Linked DNA regions of Homo sapiens: region 1 is linked to region 2. The links are chromatin contacts, found by Hi-C or POLR2A ChIA-PET in ENCODE. All regions are on one chromosome and are shown on one strand. Each heading gives the region's core, a stretch centred on a gene start or an enhancer-like site at or near the end of the contact. The rest is flanking DNA. Distances are from core to core; before and after follow the strand shown. Region 1 overlaps C3orf52 (chromosome 3 open reading frame 52). Region 2 holds the start of GTPBP8 (GTP binding protein 8).

Region 1 (3,976 bases), core at 585-3,084, 870 kb after region 2:
AGATTTATCTCCTATAGCAGAACAGTGCATTTGTAAGGGCCGTTTTTTTTCAAACACCACCAAATATGTTAGTCACAAAGGTTAGTTTTTTCCCATACCATTTGGGCAGAAAAGTCAAATCTATGGAAAGTCCTCTCTATGACTTGCAAATGGTCAAAACCCAAGACAAGGTACTTGCATCTTGGTGCTTTCTGAACAAGAAGGGAAGAACAAAACCAAATCCTGCCTCCAGACATGAACAGGCTGTTCCTTCAAGTCCAAGCCCTTTCAGATACCAAGTCCTGCCAGAGAGGGCCTCAGAGAAAGAGGAGGGGATGGCCTCTGCCTGCTCTTGCTGGAACAGAGGGGAGAACCCAGGCCGCCCCAGCCAAACTTGGCTTGATCTTATTCACCCAGAAGAGGAAGCTGCCCTAAGGGAAATGAAAAAAATTATGCTCAACACCATTTACTGCAAAAAACAAACAAACAAAAACCCAGCCCAAAGCTCAGCCAATGGGAATGCAACAACACAGATGCAAAAATAATGTATTGTAAATGTTTTTAAATCATTCTCCATTAAAATTTTTCATTATTTTCTACAAAATACAAATACACTAAGGTTCACATTTAACATGCAGAAAATAAAGAGGAAGAAGAGAAATCCACTAGTTTCACTAGTTTAAGGAACAATCACTAAAATGAGACAATGATCTATAGTACATGTATCTTCTAGTTAAATAGGAAAGCAAATTCACATTATCCAGAGTCCTGGGTCATAAAGAACTCAAGTCAAATCTAGTCTGAGGCAGACACTCTGGCTCGTGCCCGCACACAGCTGCCCTTCACACTGACTTTAACCCAGGGCTCATTTAACTGAGAGGCGAGATCTCTCACAATACAGCACAAAACTCTTTCTCCTGGTAAATTTCTTTTCCCAACAAAACAATCAGTTCCCTCACAACAGGCAATTCTGTATCTGTAGACAACCAATACAGTTGCTAATATTCCTCCTACCCCCCAAATAGCTGGCAAAAGCTTCCAAGAGTTTATTTTCAAAGAAGAGTGGTTCTTCTTGTATCACAACCATCTGTAACAGGATACACAATCATTGCCTGAAGACACTGAGTCCCACAGGAAGGTTTGTAGCACTAGGCAACAAAAAGCCAATGCGTAATATCCAGAGCAGATATTAAACAGCCTTAATGATTCTCTAATGGAAGTTTATAAAAATATAAATGGAGTGACTATCCAAAGTGATAGTAGTGTGCTCAAAACTCACAGAGACCCATATTTCCAAAAAGGTGTTCAGGAATCACAGGAACAACGAGGAGCTGCAAAATAATGAAGAAACACATAGCTCCCGTCTGTAACTAGCTATATACATAGATTTCAAAGTAACCTTGGTGGTGTTCCTAAGGCTGGCTGGCTAAGATACTCAGGTACAGGTCATGGAAGTAGACACAGAACCACACTGCTGAGGTCTTCTAAAGTGCCTTCCTTTTCTTCACAGCCTGGCTTAGAGGTAGATCAAATCGAATGGTGGGGGGGAGGAGGATGACTTCAGTGAATAATTGGCTTAGTCTTCGTAACCTGGCTGCCTGCCTCTCCGTGCTCTACCAGCTCATGCTTACGCGATCCCACCTAAAAGAAGACAGTGCACCTCTGCACTAAAGAAAAAGTAGCCCAGGTGGGTGGAGTGCTTCAAGAATAGCAGTGCCATGATCACGCCACCGCACTCCAGCTAAGCGACAGAACGAGACCCTGTCTCAAAAAACAAAACGAAACAAAACAAAAACAAACAGAATACCAGTGACCTCCAACAGTGGGACATACCCGCTGACCCTATCGCCCCCACCCTAGCTGGCTTCCTGCCTTTGTCAAGACTGGACCCAGCTGAAGCAGTGCTCGGGAGCTGTTTTACTGGGCTTAGAGCCAGACTGTAGAATCGGGAGAGAAAGGAGTCTCCACCCCTCTGGTGTTGCTGGTGCTTCTGTATTAATCCACAGAATCTTTTCTGCAAAACAGAGTGAATTCCCTTCATCTCCAGGACTTGGTAGAGCACTGCTTTCAGACAGAGACCAGCCTCCATCACTTCATTCTAAAAAGAAAACACAGATGAACAAAAGTTACTGATTTTTAAAACCACTATTAAATGCTTACGTTTTCATTTCATTTCATTGAATTTTAGTGTAAAATCTTAGATAAAATTGCAAGGTTTATACATTCCTAACAGAGGAAATTTAGTCTTCAGTCCAACACACACACACCGCTCTGAATACATTTCAAAAGGCAAATGACATTTATTGTTTCTTGCTTATTTGTTTGGGTAGGATGCATGAGAAATAATTTTGATGATGTGGTTTTTGGGTGCTAAGGACATTTTAACATCCAGTCCCTTTTCATAATCTAACCATAAACTCTAAAATTTCCGTTTTTAAAACGTGTAAAATATACTGTGAGAAATTCTGATGAGAGAAATGGTGTGAACCCTAGGGCACAGCAGGTGCAGATGCAAAGCCCCAAGCAGACACAACACAGGGGGAGCCCGCCGGGGTCTACAGACCAGGAGTCCAGCCTCGCCACCACTGACAGGACTGACAAGATTCACTATTCTCCCTACCTGGGGCTTTTTCCTCTTCTCTCTCACAAAAATCCTGGTTTTGCCCTTTTTCCCTACTCAGTCTACTAGCTGACTCCTTCCCATGTGAGAACAGTACCAAGTACCTCCTCTGTGTCCAAAATAACTCATGATGCTGACCTATTCTTCGACCTTTGTAAAACAGACTTCCCCCTCCTAGCCCAGGGCCCCACTCATCTAGGAGGTGAAGAAGACCAAAGATAGGGAAGGGTGAGGGATGATGGACTTAAAAAATTCCTTTATCATTATATTTTAAGTTTTTATTTTTATAAGGCATCCAAATATGCATGCAGTCAGGTCAAAATAATCGCCGTATTTCCAAATTAGAGAATGAGAAGCAAACACACACAAAACCCCTCAGGAATCTAAATTACAATCTAATTTTGGATTCTGCTTCTAAAGCGCACATATACAAACCCCAAATGGACCATAGGCTGGCCTCAGGGAAATACTCGGAATCCCTGAAATTGTCTGTACAATTTTGTGTTGTGGGGAGAAGTAGGTACATTTTTTTTTCCTGGGGAGAAGGTACACAGCTGTCTTCAAATTCTCTAAGGAGCACACAAACCAAACAATTTTAAGAATCTTTGCTCTTTGAAGACTAAGAACATTACCATTGTGGGAAACTAGTTGCCTGGGTAATCACAGGGCGGGGATGGTAATCCCCCAAGCCCACAGCTCATGAGCACGTAGAAACTGGCGTAAGAACTCATTCCATCCCTCTTGGTCCCTCCCAGGGCCCTGGGCCTCTCCCTGACACATTTTCCCTTTCTCTAGAGTTTGCCTCTGAGCTCATCCCCCATCTGCCTGCATGCCTGCGATGAGTCCCTCTTCTTCTTTCCTCACTTCCCAACTGCTTCTCTGTGCACCCTTCCCTTTGAGAGGGCAGTGACACTCACATTCTGAAAACATAAAATGGCTCAAATATTGCACATTCATGCTCTGGAAAGTGGGACATGGGGTCACAGAAAACCCCACATTTTCTCAGCATGTCCCGTCAGAAGAAATGTCTGAGAGAAAGAATGCAATTTCCAGAAGAGCAGAGACTTTGTTCCACTCACAGCTGCCTTCCCAGCACCTGCTGGAGCACCAAGCCCTGGGGAAACAGCTGAGTCTCTTTGGCCAAGCTCAGGGTCTTCTGGGAGCCCTCCTCAGGTCTCACAAGCAGCCTGCCCTTTATCCTGTACTATTTGAACCTCTCAGCCTTGGAAGCCTCTTAAACCTTTCCTCAGACCTCTGCCCATCTCCCTGGCCTCCATTTGGAAAGAGCCAGTAACAATTTTTGCAAGGGGCCTAAGAAAATCAAGACCAACCACACCACAGCAGCAGCCCCCACAGGCATCGCAGGCCTCTTCACAT
Region 2 (4,281 bases), core at 248-2,747:
ACAGAATATTCTCGATAATAACCATTAATACACATGGCTCTGCTTTTGAACATGGTATTGGGGGAGGGGGTACAATGCCAATCAGTTGTTCTAAATGACGGCCGTACTGCCCCTTGAGGGACATTTTGGAGATTTTAAGGGCATTTTTGGTTATCAAGACAATTGGGGGACATTTAGTGGGCAGGGGCCAGGGATCCTATCCTGGAAAATTCTGGTCAGTTCTTCAAAATTAATTGATCTGAGTCCTGCAAAAATTTTAAATGCTCTGCCAGAGCAAATCTAATGCTAATATGTAGATAAAACTGAATTTTAAAAACGAATTACAAAAAAGTCCAGTAATTTAGAAGCTTAAATAAAAAAGCAATGGCTGTCTCAAAATCATTAAATAATTGAGGTACTCTTTGAATCCTGACTATAGTTCCACATATATTTAGACGAAATATCTCTGGGCAATGGTGCACTTAGTGTAAATACATATGGAGAGTTGAGATGCCTTTTAGCAGACTTAGAACAGAATATCAATAAATTGTAGGACATGCAAGAATGCTCACTCATGAAATTTCACTAATAAACGTTGTTATAAAAATTTTTCCACATTATTGCCATCTAGAGATTATTATTTTTGCACGATAGGAAATTTAGATTAGGCGAAAGTTACTTATTGATAAGGACCATCTCATTTGTGAAACTATTATTCGTTTCCTATTCTTCACTGTCTAAATTCTGTCTAATTTGTCTGGCATGTTTTCCCTACTTAAGTTAAATAGAAGAAAAAAGGAGAGTTAATTTTTTGAATGCTTAATTTGGGTTTGAAAAGCTTTTAAAGCATTTTGAAGTCTTCTATATTCATTCCAAAATAATTTAAGCTGTATACAGGCAGTCTCTGCTTACAGTGGGTCGACTTAACGATTTTTGACTTTACCATGGGTTTATGGGTATTGACTGCATTTTGTACTTAACAATGGGTTTCTCGGGTATCCCCACGTACAGGGAGCATCGACATATGCCTATTGAGTTAAAATAATATATGCGCCAACATAAAGCTAGAAAATACAACCGCAAAATCACCCGCGAGCCGGACGGCCAGGGAAGCGGTTAGCGCTGTGACGCCGGCGCGCAGGTGAACCGTGAGAATCGCCTCTCACCTCTGGCCGCGGAAGGTCCGGGGCGTGGTCGATACGGACGGCGGAGCTGACGTAGTCGATGCGGTTCCGTTCAGTGGCCGTGAAGATGTTGTCCGCCCTGGCTATGTCCTCCGGGCTTGGGTCAAAGATACGCAGGTGAAGGTCTTGCCTCCCGTAGGGGGCGAGGAACCGCTCTACTTCCTGCAGCGGGTACAGCAGCTTCCTCAGCTGCTGCTTCGGCAGCCGCAGCACCTCAGCAAAAGCTTGGGACGTGCTATTATAGCGGCTCAGTCGCTCTAGCACCGCAGGCATTTCAAAGAGTCTTCCCGCTCCCAGCCGCAGCCCGGGCGCCGCCATTCTCCCTTCCCAGAAGACGGGCAGAGAGATTTTACTCCTGTGGCCTGGGTTGCGCGTGCGTGACTTCCCGCTGCCGCGACGCCTGCTGGGAGTTGTTGTCTCCTCTGGCCTCGCTCGTTCCGGTCTAAGTGTTTTGCCTTCAGTGCGCGGGAGGAGGGTGGAGGCAGGCGGTGACCTGCGGGGAACAGCTCACTGGGTTTCTTTAACACCGTGGGCTTAACGATTATGTCTTACTGGAAGGATGTTTAACGGTTTGCAGAGGTGAAAGACCTATCTGGCCATGTGGCCTTTGAGTCTCAAGCGAAGGACTAAAGTGTGAAGCTCCGATGCATTCCAGGAACGTTTGATTTTCACAGTTTTTGGTTATCTTATTAACTGTTGACGTTTGTCGTAAGTCCGCAGCACTAGGATAAACACTTTTGCAAAAAAGAAAAGGGCTGATGAGAAATGTGATTGTAATAGCACCTCGTTTTCGTGGAAGGGACTGTTTGTATTTCCGCCTTCACTATAGGTGCAGGAAATGTCATTAAATTTTAGAGATTTCTTATAAAAACAGTTTTGCACAGATGTTACAGAATTGTTTCGTGGACGTTTCGTAATATCATCTTATTTCAAAAGTTTCTCCCTAAAGTCGATCAGTACTGAAATGGGAGATACAGGTATCATAATGATGAAATGAATAACTGAAAAATATTCATATGTTAAAAAAACTAGGTTTTCTAAAACATCAGCAGCCCAGAAAGGGTAACTCATGGTTTCTTGAGCTATTCCCCAGGTTGTTCAGTAATTAAACAGTACAATTCTTGAATAAATATGATACAAAAATTAATGAACAGAACCTGCGACTTTGAGGGCAGCCAATACGGCAGCCTGATGTGCTGCTGGCTGGCTAATTTTTTATTGCTCTTTGCATTAGGGTTTGGGGTGCCTTTCTGTTCGCTATTCTCTCTCCTCCATGTATAAAAGTGTGTATAATACTCTGTTGTATACATCAGAAATTTGGGATTCTCATTAGTGTGTGTTTCACTCATCCATGTGAAGAGATCACCAAACAGTCTTTGTGTGAGCAACAAGGCTGTTTATTTCACCTGGGTGCAGGTGGGCTGAGTCCCAAAAGAGAGTCAGCAAAGGTGGTGGGATTATCATTAGTTCTTATAGGTTTTGGGACAGGCGGTGGAGTTAAGAGCAATGTTTTAGGGGCAGAGGGTAGATCTCACAAAGTACATTCTCAAGGGTGGGGAGAATTACAAAGAAACTTCTTAAGGGTGGGGGAGATTATAAAGAACATTGATCAGTTAGGATAGGGCAGAAACAAATCACAATGGTGGAATGTCATCAGTTAAGCTGTTTTCCCTTCTGTGGATCTTCAGGCCTTCTGGATGTATACGTGCAGGTCACTGGGGATATGATGGCTTAGCTTGGGCTCAGAGGCCTGACGCTGTGTATGTAATATACTTTGAAAGTGCTTTTATACATGCCATTTTGTTTTCAAACCTTGGAACCCCAGGTTTGGAAATAAGAGCATAAAAGAGTTTTGGCGATTCTTAGAAAGGTTTTAGAGGTGTTCCGGGATTAATAGACATTATAGTATTCATTTAATAATCATTCATGTTTCTGAATTCTAAATCATTTTGGATTTCACCTGATAGGACAAATCATTTTAGAATTATTTGACAGGACAGTTTTTGCAACAAATTGTCTTGTCATGCAAAGCTTGAAGGATCAAACGGTCTACTGGAAAGAAGTATGACTAGTAAAACCACTTGACAATTTATATATTTTTTTCTCTTTCACTTCATCTTTTAAAAGCATCTGTGTAAACAAAGCATATAAAACTTCAGGATGATTTAGAGTTAATAATACACTATGTTTTCCCTCAACATGATTAAACTCATAATTTGCAGAAGTTCAAATATGAAACATACATAGCAGTGAGACCTACTAGTGAGACAGGTGAGGGCTAGAATTGGGAGGAATTAGTTTATAATAACCCCATTGTAGGGCTGCAGTGGAAATCATCTGGTCTACAGGGAATTATCAAAGCCCAGGAAAAGAGGCTCACACCTGTAATCCTAGCACTTTGGGAGGCCAAGGCAGGAGGATCGCTTGAGCCTGGGCAACAAAACGAGACTGTCCCTAAAAAAATAATAAAAACAAAATTAGTATTGAAGGGAATCAAGTCTGGTGGATAGGATGTTGTGACAGGACTTTCTGGGTTCTGGCAATAGTACTGTGAATCTGTTGTTGTTGGCAGCATCTTGGTTCGAGGTGGTCTTTTTGTGTGTGGAGTAGGAGCTTAGCCAATAAGTGTAGATTGGGAGTCAGGATCTAGCCTGCTAGATCAGGACTAGGTCAGGGCTAAGATTCAGAATAGGGTTTTAGTCCAAGTAGGGAAAAGAAGGACTGTAGATTAGAAAATCTTGCTGTCTAATATGCGCCTCCCATTTCCTAGGTCCAAAACAGAATTTCTAATATCCTTTAATTGTCTCCTAATCTGTAAGAGACAATGGCACCTCCATTCCTCCAATTGACTTAGCTGAAAATCTTGGGAGAAAATTCTGGACTCCTTTTTCTGTTACCCCAAGTCCAAGTTGTTAGCAATCCCCTTGGCTTTACCTTGAAAACATATCCTGAATTGGATACTTTTTAGCACATCCACTGCCACCACCCTGATACAAGCCACCATTATCTCCCACCTAGATTATTGCAGTAGCTTTCAAATTGATCACCCACCTTTGCCCTTTGCCCCCTTCAGTATATTTGCAACATGGTGATAGGGAAGTGGGGCAGGGAAGTGGGG

Evidence for each region. Hi-C counts contacts between places; a loop is a spot of excess contacts on that map. ChIA-PET counts read pairs that join two places held with the same protein, here RNA polymerase II (POLR2A). Pooled maps may share reads with other maps.
Region 1: a loop to region 2 is called in a pooled map, with 6 times the contacts of the local background. The contact joins the enhancer-like site here to the promoter of GTPBP8 in region 2. A Hi-C loop is called at or near these places in 2 of 168 maps with a recorded cell type or tissue (both naive thymus-derived CD4-positive, alpha-beta T cell), 9 of 37 single-sample maps with no recorded cell type and 13 of 50 pooled maps. POLR2A ChIA-PET finds 5 or more read pairs at or near these places in 1 of 52 experiments (OCI-LY7).

The regions. Positions count from the first base shown.
Region 1 is chr3:112,114,743-112,118,718 of GRCh38, reverse strand. C3orf52 (chromosome 3 open reading frame 52) reads right to left here. Exons shown (of 6, transcript NM_024616.3): 6 at 509-2,077. The coding sequence ends at 2,073. Among named protein-coding and RNA genes, the nearest start is that of MIR567, 3.9 kb to the right of the region's middle. RefSeq lists enhancers at 2,528-2,587, 3,144-3,233, 3,464-3,513, 3,524-3,603, 3,624-3,883. Within about 2 kb of position 1,834, at least 3 of the 41 ENCODE cell types and tissues checked have a DNase peak (open chromatin) inside an H3K27ac peak, as active enhancers do; they include OCI-LY7, where a contact is called at or near this core.
Region 2 is chr3:112,988,200-112,992,480 of GRCh38, reverse strand. It overlaps GTPBP8 (GTP binding protein 8), which reads right to left and starts at 1,497. Exons shown (of 6, transcript NM_014170.4): 1 at 1,146-1,497. The coding sequence starts at 1,481. RefSeq lists enhancers at 1,240-1,449, 1,328-1,955.